2 separate regions of the Homo sapiens genome follow, and region 1 is linked to region 2. Evidence: chromatin contacts called from ENCODE Hi-C or POLR2A ChIA-PET data. All regions are on one chromosome and are shown on one strand. Each heading gives the region's core, a stretch centred on a gene start or an enhancer-like site at or near the end of the contact. The rest is flanking DNA. Distances are from core to core; before and after follow the strand shown.

The links. A loop is a pair of places that touch in the nucleus more often than their neighbours do. ChIA-PET counts read pairs that join two places held with the same protein, here RNA polymerase II (POLR2A). Pooled maps may share reads with other maps.
Region 1: a pooled map shows a loop between it and region 2 (4-fold over the local background). The contact joins the enhancer-like site here to the promoter of MTHFS in region 2. A Hi-C loop is called at or near these places in 1 of 37 single-sample maps with no recorded cell type and 6 of 50 pooled maps. POLR2A ChIA-PET finds 5 or more read pairs at or near these places in 2 of 52 experiments (MCF 10A and PC-9).

What each region holds. Positions count from the first base shown.
Region 1 is chr15:80,104,396-80,107,095 of GRCh38, forward strand. All of the region lies in intron 2 of ZFAND6 (zinc finger AN1-type containing 6), which reads left to right. Among named protein-coding and RNA genes, the nearest start is that of ZFAND6, 46 kb to the left of the region's middle. Within about 2 kb of position 1,361, at least 3 of the 41 ENCODE cell types and tissues checked have a DNase peak (open chromatin) inside an H3K27ac peak, as active enhancers do; they include PC-9, where a contact is called at or near this core.
Region 2 is chr15:79,895,751-79,898,450 of GRCh38, forward strand. It overlaps MTHFS (methenyltetrahydrofolate synthetase), which reads right to left and starts at 1,264. Exons shown (of 3, transcript NM_006441.4): 1 at 1,122-1,264. The coding sequence starts at 1,238. The region is part of intron 2 of ST20-MTHFS (ST20-MTHFS readthrough); the gene reads right to left. RefSeq lists a silencer at 1,273-1,572 and an enhancer at 1,713-1,762.

The sequences.
Region 1 (2,700 bases), core at 111-2,610, 210 kb after region 2:
GTAATCCCAGCTACTTGGGAAGCTGAGGCAGGAGAATCGCTTGATCCTGGGAGGTAGAGGTTGCAGTGAGCCGAGATCGCACCACTGCACTCCAGCCTGGGCGACAGAGTGAGACCCTGTCTCAAATCAGTCAGTCAGTCAATCCATCCATCCATCCATCCATCCATCCCAGAAACTTACATTTTACTTTTCAGGTATTATTGACCATATCATTTTGTGTTTTACTTGTTGTAAACTATAGATGAAATCCTCTTATGTTATCTGGGGTAATATTTCATTGTACTTTTCTTGAGTCGCTGATTTTGTTTTTCTTAAGTAGTCATATTCTTCTTTGCATTAGCTCCTTGAAAGAATAGAGTTGAATGGCTTCCAATTAGCAAATAGGCCTTTATGGGCATACATTTTATTTATTGACAGTATTTCTAACTTATTTTTTTTTAACCATTTTTACTTGGATTGACTATTTTTGCCTACTTTTGATATCATACAGCATGCATTTTTAAAGTCACCTAGAATTCTTTTCAGAGCAATTTAAAGTATATAAAAAACAGTAATATTTAGTGAACAGCACTTGTTCTAAAAAGCTCCCCTTTTCATTCTAAGGTGGTGGGATTCCCTGTTGCTTGTGGGTTTAAGTTCAGACTCCTTATCATGGAAACACAGATTTTGTGATGTGGCCTTATTCTAAGATCATTTCCCACTATCCTGTAGTCTAGGCACACAGAAGTCTCCCCTGGTAGACCACATACTTGCTTTTATCCTTCCTTTACAGTTATAAATATTGAGCGTAAGCACATAGTAAATTTTTGTTGCCAGTTATCCAGAGTAATTGATACATCATTTTATAAACTTTTGAGAGGAGGATGTTAGAAACCATTCCATCACACTTTTAATAAAAAACGGTATCATCTCAGGTGGAAGTGAGGCCTATTCACAGATCTCCTAACAGGTGATTACTGTCTCTGTGGCAAGGAGAACTTTTATGAACCTGCCCTTTGTGAGCTATGGGTAAATAAGGAGTCTTGGATTTATGACTGCAGCTACTATTAAATAGTGGACAGTTTGAACCTCTCTCTCTCATGATGAACTGCAGATATGTGACTTAAATAAGCCACCCAATTCTGAACTGAGCTTTATATTGCAACTTACGGGTTAAAGTATTTTCACAATCACCGTCCCAGTTGACCCCCTCAAAATTCTATGAGTTAGAAAGGACAGGCATCATAACTATCTTAAATGAAGTACTTCAGGCTAAGCACTTATCTAAGTAGGAAGTTTATATTCACAACCAACTTGAAGATGAGTCAGTTCTTTTTTCTTTTTACTACATATCAAGTTGTCCCTGTATATATAACAGTTGTTTTGCAGTGATTTGTAGTTAAACTTCCTTTCATGATGCATTTGTTAGTCATCCCTACAAGGTGTGTTACGTTTTAACTGAAAGAAAATCAGTTTCTGAAGTATCTTGCAATCATTTCTGGCATCCATTTTTATATACCTCTATGAAGTGAGAGTGGTGTATTCTAAAACTTTGTGGTTTTGATACTTAACATTTTGTGGTTTTGTGGCTAATAAAGTTGTAATTTTGGAGTTAGATGTGATGTTTGTGCAGATACGTGAAAATCAGACATTAGTATTTCTGTTCTTGTACCTACATTGATGAGAGCAGAACTGTGTGTCCTAAATATCTTTTACAGTGTTTAATAGCTAGCGGAGTGATAGGTACGATAAGTTTATCAAGATATCCTTGAACAAAGAGCTATGACAAAAGAAAGTACTTGCTTATAGTCATGGAATTTTGCTATGTCTTTCCTGATAATATCTCTAACCAAAATAGTTGTGAAATCATTTATTCATCCAGCATGTATTTGAGTACCTCCTATGTGCCTGGCATTAATCTAGAGCGGGAATTGGCCAACTATGACCCACTCACCAAATCCATTCTAGTCACCCCTTATTGTAAATAAAAGTTTTATTGAAACACAGCCATTCCTATTCATTTACTTATTGTCTGTGGCTTCTTTTTTACTGTAAAGGCGAAATTGAGCAGTTATGACAGACTCTATGGCCCACAAAGCCTAGAATAATTGCTCTCTGGTGCTTTAGAGAAAAAATTTGCCAGCCCTAATCTAGAGTGCTGGGAATATAACTCTGAAAAAACCAAATAATTTTTTCAGTATGTTAAATTTGTTTTTTTTTTTTTTGCTTCCATATTATAGGCTCTTTGTGCCTAGAAACTTATTATTTGCTCATTATGCATATTTTAATTCATGTTGAAGGACAGTGTTATTACAAGTAAGTTGTTTTCCTCTGAATTTGTGTAGGTATCTTTTTCCTCAGTAACCCTTTTCCCTGAAATGGGAGACTAATTAAGAACTGTGTGCCAAAAACCTCTGCAAGGATAGAGACTTCAGTTTCCAGTATGTGGATAAGAAACTAGATTGAGGAAGGCTTTACTCTGGGGTGACGTATCTCAAAATAGGTGAAAGAGGAAAAATACAATGAAGTGTAATCAGAATCAAGATTTAATAAAAGGGCCGGGCGCAGTGGCTCACGCCTGTAATCTCAGCACTTTGGGAGGCTGAGGTGGGTGGATCACCTGAGGTCAGGAGTTCAAGACCAGCCTGATGAACATGGTGAAACCCCGTCTCTACTAAAAATACAAAAAAATCAGCCAGGCATGGTGGCGGACGCCAGTAA
Region 2 (2,700 bases), core at 14-2,513:
CCATAGGCACCTTGAATTTGAGTAAATAACGGATAATAGAATAGTGAAGGGTAATTAAGAAAGCCTGATGGTATAACTAATTCCAAGGAACATCAAGTTTCCAAATATCTGGTGTCTCTGAAGCATGATGCTGGGAAGACAGATCATCAGTTTGACTTACAACAGAATTACAAATACGTACTTATTCAGGGGACATTAAATTTTTCTTCCTCTGGTGTCTAACAAAAATGAGTCCCCAAAAACTCTTTAGAACATGCCTTCACAACAGGATATGACTGCCATTTTATTGATAAGAAAACTGACATTACATAGACTAAAAATACATAGCAGTGCAGTTGGTGAAAGTAATGAAACAGAGGTCTGCTAACCAACAAACACGGACCCTCACTTATTCCTCTCATTTCTCTCTTCTGTTTCCTACGTTCTTGGGAAGCCTGGATATGATAGCCAAGTCTTCCTTTCGTTCACTCAAGAAAAAGCATTTAATGTTGACCAACTCTGAGACAGGAAAAGCCTAGGCCCTGGAGCTACTGAGACACAGCCTTAGCCCTCCATATGCTTAGTGAAGTCCAGTCAACCTCTGAGTTCTGCCCTTTGGCATCTCCACACCTTTTTTGGTGTTCCCTCGTCTAAAGCACCTGCATCTTTCTCTGGCCATTTTACTAATATAACCGGAGTCTTACTCGTAGCTCATTAACTTTAGGCCTCACTGAGGGAACCTGGGCACTCAGGTGTTCACCCATCTCCTCTACCACAACTTTCTGTTCTCACCGTGCTCTCACCACAGCACCGTCATCCCCACGGAGGGTTTTCGAGCACCAAAAGAGCCACCCATGCAAACAAACTCCCCTCCCAGAGATAAATCTGTCAACCCCTGCCGTCCTCTCGCTCTTTAGCCCCACAACTTTCACTACCGGGCCCTCTCCCCGCCATAGTGCCAAGAGCGTCCAGACCACGACTAGGGGGCGTGCGCGCGCCGGGAGGGGAAACGTGCGCGCGCCGGGGGGTGGGGGGGCGCCTAGCCCAGCGCCAGCACGGACCATGCACAGATCAGCAATCGCTGGCCGCCAGGCCTTCGGAGGGTCTGTCCGCCGCGGCTTCCGCTACGGGCGGCCTCGCACCTTCTGGCTCAGTACGCGGGACTGGCGTAGCCGCTCCTCGGCACTCATCGCCCGCAGACGCTGCTTCAGCTCTCCCCGCAGGCTCCGCTTGGCGCTGCTCACCGCTGCCGCCGCCATCTCACGCCCAAGCCGAGTCCAGTCCCGCCCTCGGCGCCCTGGGCGCCCTCGGGTTCGGTCTCCGCCCCTGGCCGCTCCCAGGTGGATCCGCGGCCTAGGGGCGGGTCGGGGCTCGGGGAAGCGCCCCCACCCCGCTTCCGGGACGCGGGCCCGCGGCGCGCCGCGCGCTTACCTCGCCTCTGGCCCTTGGGACCCAGCCCTCGTGCGGTCCCCGTGGTCCGGCTCGCCCTCCCCGGTTAGGGGAGCGGTGGCGAGGCGCCGTCGCTGCCCTGCCGCCTGACCTCCCTGAGCCTGGGCCCTCACCGGGACCGCGGAGGCGGCAGCGCCACTGGCGGGGATGGTAAAGATGGCCGGCAGTACCCACGGTGCCTGGCATCTCTTGTACTGTTCAGTAGTGGGACTTCAGGGGCCAGAAAAGAAGGGCAAGGCAGGACATGTAGCGAAATCGTCACGAGTCGCTTAACTACAGGGATAGGTCTGACAGATGCCCCGATTTCCTTCTTGTGCAAACATCAGAGTGTAGTTACACAAAGTTACTACACACCTATGCTACACACCTGTACAGCGTATTTTGTACCGAATACTGTAGGCAATTGTAAGCACCGTGATACTTGTGTATCTAAACACAGAAAAGGTAATGTGTTGGTTGGCTACCACATCAGTAGGTATTAGGAATTTTTCAGCTCCATTATAATCTTAAGGGACCACAGTGGTTGATGGAAATGTCCTTATGTGATGAATGTATAGATGATACATAATCGGGAACACTGCTAAAGCAATAACTGTAGTGTAAAAGCCAAATTTTGCGGGTTTCTAGTGTGAATGTATTCCAGGTAATAGTGCCCACATAGGTACTTCCTGTTATAACCATCAGTGACTGTTCATTCCCACCACTCAGCTCTGATTAAAACACAAAAATGAATTAAAACTAAAAGCAGTTGGGGGGTGGGTGAGGCACTTGCAGGAAGAGGTAAAAGAAACTGTTAAGTCTTAAACTGCTCCCAGTAGACAGGCGCCTCAGATGGCATAGACGGTTGCCTCTCAGATGTGACTTCCTAAGAAAACCAGAGCTGTCTCTGCCAAAAATACGTCCCTACTGACCGCCCCAGTGTCTTAATCCCCACCGTTAAGAATCACACCTCCTAGGTAAAGCATTAATTAAGTGCCCGGTGAGAATGCACATGGCTTGAGAGGGGAGTTCTGGCTTCTTTATGGAATCTATCAACAGCTTCCAGGGAAAGCTAATGCAAGTCCCAGGGGGACTGTGTTGTAAGAAAAAGGGAAGGCCAGGCAGGTACAGCGTATACATAGTGCAATTAGATTTGCTGACCTAAAAGTTAGAACACGAGGTCTAACAAACTACGTACTTTTCTAATCTGTTCATTTTTACCAAAAAATAAAAATTAAAATTAACACTAGCTCCACGTTGAATCATTTACCAATTTTCTTTGTTCAGAATATC